2 separate regions of the Mus musculus genome follow, and region 2 is linked to region 1. Evidence: chromatin loops called from intact Hi-C (ENCODE). Cell type or tissue: heart. All regions are shown on one strand. Each heading gives the region's core, and the rest is flanking DNA. Links, peaks and the distances in the headings are about the cores only.

Evidence for each region. Hi-C counts contacts between places; a loop is a spot of excess contacts. Peaks named below come from ENCODE experiments on the same cell type or tissue, not always from the same donor. Only the 100,000 strongest peaks of a DNase experiment are listed, where the experiment ranks them.
Region 2: a loop joins it to region 1, with 10 times the contacts of the local background. A loop is called at or near these places in 26 of 42 quality-filtered maps.

What each region holds. Positions count from the first base shown.
Region 1 is chr11:11,554,967-11,561,035 of GRCm38, forward strand. Gm29945 (a long non-coding RNA gene) reads right to left here and starts at 2,962. Exons shown (of 3, transcript XR_381043.3): 1 at 2,833-2,962; 2 at 580-708. It overlaps Gm11998 (predicted gene 11998), which reads left to right and starts at 2,444. Exons shown (of 2, transcript NR_166079.1): 1 at 2,444-2,553. In heart, for the core only: a CTCF peak has its summit at 2,349 (motif pointing right); a DNase peak (open chromatin) is centred at 3,835.
Region 2 is chr11:11,740,295-11,746,363 of GRCm38, forward strand. All of the region lies in intron 3 of Ikzf1 (IKAROS family zinc finger 1), which reads left to right. Among named protein-coding and RNA genes, the nearest start is that of Ikzf1, 57 kb to the left of the region's middle. In heart, for the core only: a CTCF peak has its summit at 2,650 (motif pointing left); no DNase peak of the experiment used is centred there.

The sequences.
Region 1 (6,069 bases), core at 345-5,344:
GAAGGAAGGAAGGGAGGGAGGGAGGGAGGGAGGGAGGGAGGGAGGGAAGAAGGAAGGAAGGAAGGAAGGAAGGAAGGAAGGAAGGAAGGAAGGATAGATGGATGGACAGACAGGTGGATGGATTGATGGACAGATAAATGGACAGACAGATGAATGGATCTCCTGTGTGACCTGCAGAACCAACCACTGAGTTGTGGATAGAAAAAGCAAGGTATCAGGACAAGATTTTATCTCAGAGGATACTTACCTTTCTTTGTCTCTCTTTCTGATCTTCAGCCTAGAGCTTTGGTGGTATAGCCCTTTGTACCAAAAGACTCAGCTTTTCCTATGGAAATATTCCTGCAAACAGACTCTGTTTTTAAATATTTTTTAATTATTGGTGTGTGTGTGTGTGTGTGTGTGTGTGTGTGTGTATGTGTGTGTGTACACTCGAGCATTCCCACCCAGGGAAGCCAGAGGGGGTTGCTTTATTCTTCTACTGTATAGGTCTGAGGGGTCAGACTCAGGTTGTCAGGGTTGGTGCCACATGCCTTTACTCACTAAGCCATATGCCAACCTGAGATAGACTCTCTTACCCACCTCAGCATTCCATCTCTAACCATACTTTGTACTGTCGATATACAGAACAAAAGGTCTTTGCAAGGTGCAGCCGCATTCAGCTTTGCTGGGCTTCTCTGGCATCTTCCATTTCCACCTGCCTGTGGTCGGCTGGGGAGAAAAAGGAGAATCGCAAGTTGAAAGCTGCAGCCAGAAGAGGACAGTTTCCTGGCGAGGACACATCCAAGCCCAGAAGAAGCCTAACGGACTTCCTGTCGGCTGCCCTTCCAGACAGTCTGACCAGGCTGCTGACAGAGCCTTGGCTTGGAGAGGAACTTCATTCCTGAACTCTAGAGTTCCATTTGCTGTTGTGAAGATCAAAGAACAAGGAGACACTATTGTTTTCTAAAATAATCGTGCCAATGAGGAGATGCTGGGCAGAAAATGGCAGTTGCTGCTCATCTCACTCTTACGAAGTCACAGCGGCAGAGAAACAGCTTCACCAGGTGATTGGATTTGCTCTCTAAAATACATCGCCACTTGTTGTCATGTGGGCCTCTGCAAATTACATGCCTGGTTAGAGACCTGGAGCTGAGCACTAAAGGGTCCTGCTGGCTTCCTCTCCCCCTCCTTCAAAATGCAAAATTTTTAATTTAATTTAATTTAATTTAATTCTTTTTACTTATTCACTTTACATCCTGCTCACTGCCCACCTCCCAGACTCCCCTTCCACAATCCTTCCCCCATCTTCCCTTCCCCTTCTCTGAACAGGTGCCTCCCCCAGCTATTCCCCCTACCCTGGCAAGTCAAGTCTCTTCAAAGCTAGACACTTCCTCTCCCATTGAGGCCAGACAAGGCAGCCTAGCTAGAACACATCTCACAGGCAGGCAACGGCTTTAGGATAGCCCTGCTCCAGTTGTTCAGGACCCACTTGAAGACAAAGCTGTACCTCTGCTACATATGTTCAGGGAGGCCTAGGTCCAGCCTGTGTATGCTCTTTGGATGGTGGTTCAGTCTCTGAGAGCCCCAAGGGTCCAAGTTAGTTGATTTTACTGGTCTTCCTGTAGAGTTTCTATCCCCTTCAGGGCAGCAATCCTTCCCCCTACTCTTCCATAAGAGTTCTCAAGCTCCATTCATTGTTTGACTATGGGTGTCTGTATCTGTCTGAATCAGCTGCTGAGTGGAGCCTCTCAGAGGACAGCTTACTCCTGTCTACAAGCATAACAGAGTATCATTAATAGTGTCATGGATTGGTGCTTGTCCATGGGATGGGTTTCGTGTTGGGCTGGATATTGACTGTCCCTTCCCAAGGTCTCTGCTGCATCTTCTGTGTCTGCATTTCTCATAGACAGGTTAACTTTTGGGTTTTGTGGGTGGGTTGGTGTCTCTGTTGCTCCACTGGGGTTCCTGCCTGGCTACAGGAGGTGGCCTCTTTAGGCCTGCTTGCCTTTTTAAACCCAAACTGTTTCTGACCTTGGAAATAAGGCTAATGGTCCTATGAGTAATCTAAAACGATACATATCCATCTTGCCCACGGGTCTGCAGATGCAGACAGCCTGGTGGCTCCTGAGGTTGCTGCAGAAGCAGCCGATTCCTCAGCCTCAAGTCGTCTCTGAGTGCTGCGATGTCTAAGCTAGAATGATAAGTTGGAAGACAATAAAAGGTCTCCTCAAAATGATTGATTTTTTTTTTCTGCCATGGTGAATGGGAGGAAATCAGGGGTTATATTTCCAAATTACTCCTTGTAACAATAATAGTTACCGGAAGAACTGAGCTTCTAACTGAACCCAGCCTGCACATGAGGTAAATGGACGCCAGGTGGCAGTAGCAACTGGCTCCAACGGGCAAGTGGCTCTTCTAAAGATAGAAACTGAGGCCAAAGGGGTTTTGCAGTTAGCTCTGTGACATTCTTGCATCCTTCACTATTCCGTAGAGGCCGTGGCTGCCACATCATCAGTTTCAAGGTGTTCACAGTTCCTTGGTGACGGAATTAAACGGTGCCTTCCTACCGGGATGGTAAGTTTTGAACATCCACTCTATGAAGACTCAGAGTCAGGGACAGAGACCACCAGGGAACAAAGACAACCTCTGCTCCCCAAAAGCTCAAGATGCCCCTGTTTATTACTGTACTGATGTACAAATATACTCGGTGGTACTGTCAGCCCTAAGGTTTCACCCTGTGGACAAGAGTTCAAAGGGAGCTGGGGATGAGGGAGGGTGAGTGGGGAAGAGGAGCAGGTGAGTTCAAAGCAACATTGACATTTAAGCCACATTTTGAAGCTATGTGTGACTCACGTGTGCCTGCCAGAGAGGAAAGTGAGGTTATTCCAGGCAGTGGAAAAGCTTGGCCAACCAGAAGCTTTGTGGCTTGTCATAGAAGCTGGCTGAGGTCACAGCAGTGTTCAGTGTGTGAAAGAGGATGAGAAATAACGTTAGAAGAAATGTGGGGCAGCTTGAGGAAGGAGCAAGGAGGGTGGTACTTAAACACGGAATAACAGGCCAACAGTGTAACCCGTCCAGTTGTACCAGAACATCTCAAGAGGAATGGGGACTTGGTAATGTAACAGAAATATAGAGTGCCCTTAGCCAGATGTCTATGGATCCAGTACAGGATTATCCTGATCCTACTTTTCTGTACCCTCCCAGTCTCCTACTCTCAAAGGACACCTACAGCAACTCCTGCCAAAGTTCCCTTCCCATCTCAGTGTCTTGAATAGCCTGATATAGCTGTGATTCCTAAAAGGGATGTGAGTATGCTTTGGAAACACGCTGCTGGTTTTGCCCCTCTGGACTCTCAGGATCCATATCAGCACCAGGTCTATCCCAGAGATTTTGGAGGATAACTCACAGGGGACTGACAGAATCCCTCTAGCAAAAGCCATGGTCATGGAGAAAGGGATGAGAGTAAGGGCCCAGTCAAGGGCCCAGGATGATCCAGCACACATCAGGTTAAGGAAGCAAAGCAGCCTTGGCTGTACCTTCCTGGGGTGAGAGCTCAGGAGTGATCCAAGGTAGAAACTCAAGGATCTCAGTCGATAAGGAAAGGTTATGTTCCACAAAGGTCATGCAGCAAGCTAGCTGTGTAAGGAGAAGGGAGACCCGGTGTCAGAAAAAGAACTGTGCAGGTGTCAGACCACACCCCATGAAGGCCTCCCTTTGACTGTTGTTGGAAAGATTGACCAGGCTCTCATGGAGATTCTTAGTTTTCAAGGAGAGGAGAGTGGCCAGGTACAGAATGGCAGCAAAGAGAAAACCTGGCTGCAGATACTTTCTTTTCCACTGATTACGACAGAAAACTGGAGATGAGTGGAGCCAAGGGGTGCGGTCAGAGGGCACTTCTCTGAGGAAGTGATACTTGTGAAAGGCCTGTGCATGAAGAACAGCTATTCCAGGCAGAGGGAAGAGCCAGTGGGGAAGCAAAGAGGAAGGTCTAGGAGTGAGCAGATATGAGGATGTTAGATAAAAAAAAAAAAACCAGGAGAGTCTCGACAAGACAGGCTCTGCCCTGAAAGACTGGATTGCATCCTTAGGATGAGGGATGGCCAGAAGGAGACCTAACTGAGAGCCTGTTGACACAGAGAGAGAATTTAAGGCCAAAATTGAAGGACAAGTGTGGAGGGGAAGACTTGAGAAGTCCATGGTCCAGAGAGAGATGCAGCGTGTTTGCTCTAGGCAGTGGAATCCGGTGATGGGTGGGTCTTGGAGAGGGCATAAAGTGACAAGAAAGCATTGAGAGTTAACAGGAGATCAGATCAGTCAGGGTTGGGGAGAGAAGGGAATTGAAAAAGAGAACTGAGAAAAATGCCACTAAATTACTTTGTAGGTGGGAATCATGATATCTTAAAGACCTTTGTAAGTTTGTCAGTAGGTTCTCATGAAAGCCAGGTTTTAGCTAAGAGATAAATAGAAAAAAATATGGTCCTATAGTCAGGTACCAAATTGTACCAGTGTTGGCTGGTGTGTTCCAGCTTCCTCATTCTGACTCTCAGCCACTCGGATCCTTCAACTGAGGTCACATATCTTAAGAAAGCCTATACATTCCCAGGATGTTATTGGTCGTTCCCCACCTTGACTCTGAGCTGGTCCGCTAGATTCTATTTCATTAACACTGGAAGCTACCTGCTCTCCCTATTAAAAGACGGGTATCCGTGTTTGCTCCCTGGCAGCAGTGGATGGAATGAAGCCAGTGCTGTGACTCAGTGGTAGAGTGCCTGCCTAGCATGTGTGAGTCCCCAGTCCGAACAAAAACAGAAAATCTGTAAGACTCTATTGTTTCATCAGAAATAGATTCCTAATGGCTAAGGCTGGAGCCCAGTGGTTGAGTATTTATCTACCAGACACAAGGCTATAAGCTCAACACCCAGCACTTCAAAAAAGAAAAAAGAAAAGGAAAATTATTTACTTTCTTTCTTGAAGAAAAACAAAACAAAACCAGCAGAAGGTAGCAGCCAGCCTCTTAGGCTGTTGAGAGTCAAACTTCAATCTTAGAAACATAACCATAACCAAGGAGCCGTAGTGGCTATGTGTTATAACCTGACTTGTTTCACGGTTCTCTGGTGATAATATCCTCTAAAATCTCCAGTATCTCATTTTCAGGAACTAAATATTTTCAAACATTTAAGCTCCATATTAGAAAGGCTTTAGGACAGAAATTTAAGGTGGTTTCCTGCCCCCAGGGGAAAACAAATCCATAAAGGCAGATCTTTATACTAGCCACAACAGTACCTTTTAAAACACAGTATGCATACGTATGTGTGTGTTTGTATATACACATATAGTCATGTGTGTGTGATTTACATATTCCTGCACTTTAATTGGCTCCTCTAACTAGATTATTGCAAGAATCAGTTCTTTCTCAAGTGAAAAATCTAAGTGTGAGTTTGTAAATCACAGTGTAGAACCACGGTCTTTTCCAATCAAAACAGCCTAGCAGACTGTATTCCTGCTTGGCAAACCAAGGCAGAGCGGTCACACTTACAAATGTCTTCTAAAGTTTTCATCCCCTCCCTCTGGGGACAATGTTGAAAATATTCATTCTTGAGGGCCTACTGCTATTGTTTAGTCTATTTTCTCAGTGAAGTGGAGGGTATGGGGCGGGGGGACACTGTGACCTTTGGCTCACAAAGAACCAATGCCTCATCATGGCTTTTGGATATTTCTTGTGGGGAGGTCACCTTCTCCGTGAGTGCTCCTGAGTAGTGGCAGGTGTGCACAGCTCAATGATGCTACCACCACTCTGCACAGTGCAGCCTTGTCACTTCCATTTACTGGTGGCTCACTCTCTCTCTCCGTGGGAGTGTGCTGGTTAGACCTTTTCCCAGTGTGGTTCCTTTGAGCTGTTATTGACATGTTTTCACACTCCCGTACACTGGCTGTGTGCTGGCCCATTTGAAAGGAAGGGGCTGCAAAATACTCCTAGCCAACTCTCTTTACAGATAACAGGGAAATGAGGATGGAGCAGTGACATGAACTGCTGCCTGGATTTCTCCACGTCCTCTTGTCGGCAACAAATGGCAAATAAAGGATCCTGAG
Region 2 (6,069 bases), core at 405-5,404, 190 kb after region 1:
TGGCTGACATTTTGGGAAAGAAGTCATGTGAGCGTGCACCCGGTGTGCATGCATGTACATATACACACACAGACACGTGTACAGAGTATAACAGGTCTTAGGAATTGGAACTCACTAGGAACGGCCTGCGAAAGACTACAAGCACGGGGCTTGGTGCCATTTTCAAAGGCAACTACTAAGCAATACGGAAATCTGGTAGCTCCTTTTGGAGCAGCAATTCCCTATCCAACAGGCAGATGGGAAATGTTTTAATTTTCTCTGGATACAATAAAGAAAAGACAAAAAAAAAAAAGCAAATGAAGAACGTTTGAGGGGCAGACTACCCATGAGGAAGCACACTGATTGTGCAGACGTGTGCTTTCCCGTGTGAGACTGTGATGTGGCCAAGAGCACACTCAGCCAGTACTACTGAATGGTTGCTATTGGTTCTAGGATGTTCTAGGCTGTTGAGGCCGTCGGAGCTTGCTCACAGTTCAGAGGTCCTGCTCTGAGGAGTGACTTTTCTGTAGCTTGTCTGAAGACAACAATAACAAATTAGCAGCTAACTGGTGGTTTTACATAATAACATTGCCTTTTGAAAGCAGCACTGTCTTCTGCACTCTTGTGTCCGTGATGATTTGACAACCTGGCTTTCTTTTTGCCTTCTCTATTGCAGTTGCATATGGGGCTGATGGCTTTAGGGATTTTCATGCAATAATTCCCAAATCTTTCTCTCGTAAGTATATGCTTTGCTTCTAGAAAACAGATGTTCATTTCATGGTCAGTTCCATCACACAGACACCACCACTTGCATGTTCTCTCATCAACACCTTCCTTTATAACTTGAAAGTGACATGGACTAAATGTTTGCCATTCTATCATTAAACACCCAGCATCCAGTGTGTCATTGATACAATAAAGTGCAAAGACAGAGGGTGAGGGTGTTGTTTGGTTTTTGTTTTGCTTCTGAGGCAGGGTTTCCCTATTATTCCTGGCTGGCCTAGACTGCTCTGGGATGCCCAGACTCATCTTAAATTTGCAATGATATTCCTGTCTCTGCCTCTGCCCCTGCCCCTACCCCCTCCCTCTGTCCCTGCCCCCTCCCCTCCCTCTGCCTCTGCCTCACCAATAAGGATCAGATAGTGAGAGGATTATAGGGGACTTTTGGGATAGCATTTGAAATGTAAATGAAGAAAATACCTAATAAAAAATTGGAAAAAAGAAAGAGAGAGAGAAAGAGAGAGAGAGAAAGAAAGAAAGAAAGAAAGAAAGAAAGAAAGAAAGAAAGAAAGAAAGAAAGAAAGAAAGAGAGAAAGAAAGAAAGAAAGGTGAAGAAAGAACTAATGTAGCCACAGTGGGTGTCTCACTGGGAGGCTGCTCAGCAGGGTCCTGATTAAAACTGTGATCAACAACTTTGTGGTCCATGCTTCCTGTCAGCATCAAACAAACCAACATCTTTTCAGATAACTTGTGCAATTTTGTGTGACAGGAAAAAAAAAAAAGGTGCACCCTTTTTCCCTTGCTCTGGAGTGCTAACCTCAGAACAGAGAAGAAAAACTCATGGGTTTCCAGCCCATTCTTCTGTGGTGGCTCGCCACGTAAGCATGCACCATGTTAGCGTGCATGCAGCCTACCAGCTCTCCTCGGAGCTGCTGTGCCGAAAACTATATGGTAATTTCATCTCTTAATACATTGAAAGTTGAAAATGATAACTATATTTGAGCAACCATAAGGAGTATTTTCAAGAATAGAGAAGGCTTTTTTTTAATGCAAATAAAATCAATGCAAAAGAGTTACAGGTTGTTAGACCCCTTAGGTCTTAAGCCTTCAGACCTTGTATCAATAAAATGTTTAATCTTATGAAGCAGCAGCAGAAAGCAGAGTGTATTGGCATCACTTTGAGAAGAGCTTTGTCTGTGTGTCTTGCTTCAGATCAAACCAAAGCACACTCTACCACCAAATTACACCCTAAGACCAGCTTGCTGACATCTTACTACTCTAATCTTAATATTGAGATGTCAGCCGCGTTAGGTTTATGATGTCCTGTTATCAGATATTACTTGGGAAGTACAGTACTTAGCAGTATCCATCTCAGGATGCTCCTGGTCAAAGGCCAGATAGACTTCCCTCTCCAGAATATTAGAAGTTTGCTAAGATATTTCTCCTATTAATTATTTCTTCAGTTCAATGTGAAGGTAAGAATTTGAGATTTCCTTCTTCATGTAAGCATGTATGTTCACATAACATATTTTTATGTGTGAGCTGTGAGTGTGCCAGGGCAGGAAGTCATGTTAATTTTGAGCCTGCCAATCACAGTTTTGAAATGTTTTGGTAAGTCAAGTGCACATAAAGGTAAGACAGCACATTCTAAGACACATTTTCATTAAGCCTGAGGAATGGGCAAAGCCCAGCATTACCTACTGACCAAGCAGATGGGTGAGGTTTTCAGGATGGGAAAAAATGACAGTGGGAGATGTTCTGAAACATGATAAATGTTTTCATGTTTTTCATGTCTATCTGCTTATAAAGATTAGTTCATAGTAATACTATCTCTTTTTCTTTCTCTCTTCCCCTCAGTTGTATCTTTCTGGAACAAATGGTTGGTTGAGCCTCAAGTCTCCGCCCAACAACAACCAAACTGTTCTGGGCCAATATCGCCACCTTGTGGTCATGCTTGAGAACTGACCTACAGGCTTCCTTCTGGAAGTTAAAACAAACTTTTGGCCTCCTCTGCCATCTTTATCCCATTTTGAGTCCCTAGATACCCCCCAAAAATTAAATATGCCTTAAAATTCTTCTTTCTTAATAAGTTTTCATTTTCTGATCTATTTCCATCTCTGACTTCATTGTATTTGAAGGCTAAACATCAAATAAGATTATTTCTAAAATAGGCTTGATTAGGTAGAAACCCTATTATTTTAACTATTTTTAAATGATATTAAGTCATGCAATTTGTTCTAAATAATGCTTACAATTTGTTCTGGATTTGAGACAAGGTGCCATGTAGTTCGGGATAGCTTCAAGTTTCCCAGGGAGTTAATGGAGGATGGCCTGGTTCCTCCTAACCCCTTGTCTCTGCCTCCCACCACACTGCTGGCTCCTTTAGAGGAAATAAAAAACACTAGTCTGCACATACATATGTGTCTCAGGTCTTCACCTATTACCACAAATAAATGAAAATGTACAAATATACCTTATATATTTTAATAACTTTGCTTATTAGCTACAGTTATTATAAAGATCTTTACACTTGCATCTGCCTTTTTCCATTTAAAATATTGAACATTTCCTTTACCTGACATAAAACCAGGCTGGAATGACAACTTCAGAATTTTTTTTTCCAATGGGAAAATAACATTGTACATTCTGAAATGCTACTTTTCCAGTAAATATTAAGATGCAAGGGAAATAACAATGTAGACATCAAATCTGTGACCCAGAGGCTACCCTGCATATTACACCTCTGCATTAAAAATGCTCAGTTGCTCACAAGGGCACACTTGGCAGCCAAGCCAGGCCTCCCAGTTCCTGCTGGCCTGAGTTCCTTCACTTCTCCAGAGTCTTTCATTCTAACCTTTTCCTAGATGCTAGAGGCCTTGCCACACTCGGGTCAGGAGGGGCATTCTCTTAGGACAGCAGGGTGACTATGCTGGTATACCTCTAAAATACATAATGAGAGGGTTTTTTGTTTTCTCCATTTTAAGTAACAACTGAGAAGTAAGGTAGCTTTTATAAGGGGTTTGAAAATACCATGTTAACATAAGCCATGTTTTGTAAACACTCAAATTGGCCTCGCCCATTATCTGTCAGTATCTGGAAGAGTAGGTTGAACCCAGAGCTTTGGGGGGACAGGGGGAATATTCACAAGACTCCATTCATGTTTTATATTTAATCAGCTCAGTGAAGCACTTCATCAAGCTCCCTGTTGTTCTCAGTAGTAGACTAGGGACAGAGCTTACACAATATGTGTGAGTCTATTCCTTATATGTAGCATTTCACTGAAGGAATACCACAGCTAAACAGTTCTAGAAAGAGTCCCTTGTTGTCATGGACAACCTTTTTGGTTGAATAGAAATCTGTCAGATTCCTTATTTAGCAAGCACCCACTTTGCATTTATCCCCAGAGATATGAGGGCCTTTCCCATGTTTGTATAGAAACCCTTCACATAGCAGGAATCTTAAGTTCCCCATGCTGACAGTATAACCTGTTTTTTGCCAAATCATCTTCTCTCTGGTCACTCATCTCCGTTAGACATCACAGACCTTCCAAGTCAAAACATGGCTGGCAGTGTCTGCATCACAGCCATAAGTCCCAGCTCAGCAAGATGTGTGCACAGCCTGCTGTGTCCCCACTACTTACGGTCCTTGGCCACACCCACAGGCATCTGCAGACACAGTATCTTCTTTCTGAAAAACATAAACTTTCAGTCTTTAACTTTCTGATTACTGATCATCCTTCCCGTACTATCTATTGACTCTCTCTCTCTCTCACTCGCTCGCTCGCTCGCTCTCTCGCTCTTACACACACACACACACACAATCATATATAATTAAAGCTCCAGTATAAATCAGGCCAAGTAGCTTGGACTTCATACTCTATGTCCTTGGCAGCTATCCACCTATTTTTCCACATACATTTCTTACCCCCATTGTATCTGATTCCCACACTGACCCTGGGACAACTTGTGAGCAACCCTCATGCCTCCCGAGTTACCTTTCTCCTTTAATGCTATCACAGCTGGTGGCAGCACCATCTTCTAAGGCAGAAATGCCAAAGCCCTGCCTTCAGGTGCCCTAGTCACCCTAGTGATAGGCCCTCGGGGGCTTTCAGGAATCCAGTAGCCTAGAAAGCAGCACCCATCACCTGATTCATAACCTGCTTCCTCCTGACTCTCCACTCTCCCTCATTTTGCAAGCAGCCTGCTAGAGGAGAGCTGCTCCTGGTATGAGAAGCCTGAATGTTACTGCCCATGCACCCTGCTGTCCTGGCCTTCTCTGCGAAACACCCACATAGGCATTAGTGACTTGTGCCAAGAAATCCCCCCAGAGGATTGCACATGAACTCTGCTGTTTTTATTCATACAGAAAAATGCTTACAACTGGCATGAGCTTCTCTGCCCTGCATGCAGTGTGCTCAGGAAAGCAGGATCACAGCCTCCTTTACCTCAGTGGAGTCAGGAACATGCTAAGGGGATGGATCATCCCAACACATGTTCTTCCACAAGGTGATTTTTACCCAGCTGTGGATGCTTCCTGTTTATACACTTTGCTGCAGTTCTGTGTCTTAGCTGTCATGGCTAAAAACTTGCCACATGAGCTATGATCCTCTTCATGGAATCTTTTACTACAGAGAGAGAGAGAGACAGAGACAGAGAGAGAGAGAGAGAGACAGAGACAGAGAGAGAGAGAGAGAGAGAGAGAGAGAGAGAGAGAGAGAGAGAATATTGAAAAATAACCAGAGGTTGAGATTTTTGTAGTTTTACTGTGCTGACGTAGTCTATGATCTGTTGCTATAACAAAGATTCCACAGACTAGTTAGCATATAAACAATGTAAGTTCGTTTAGCTTGTAATTGTGGAGGATAAGAAGCTGAGTGTGGTGTCTACATCTGGTAAGGGACTTAAGTGGCGAGATGGGACATTGCTCTAGCACAGGCCTGTCTTCCTCTTATTCAGCTTTGCGTTGCTAAGTGAAAACCCAAAGCAAGGGGTTCCCAGAGGAACGTGTATCTGGTTAGGCTCTAGAGGTTCCAGGCAACCCAGCAGGGAAGGCTTTGGTGAGAGTGGCCAATGATAGTGATGGGAGCATGTGTCAGAGCCAATCACACATCAAAAGTTGGGAAGTAGAAAGTGACCAACCGGGACAATAGAGTCCCACAGTCTTTTTGAGGGGACATCACTAGCCATCTAAGGACTTCCCACCAGGTCCCACCTCAGAACAGACTCTCACCCTGAGTGAGCCTTTGGGAAGTGTTTTTCCAAACCATAGCCATGTGAGTGCAGATACTGGTGAATTTGAATCTACCCAAAGATAACCTAAGAATCGCTACTCCAGAGTCCAGTGTCATTAATCACCGCTCTGTGAACCGCA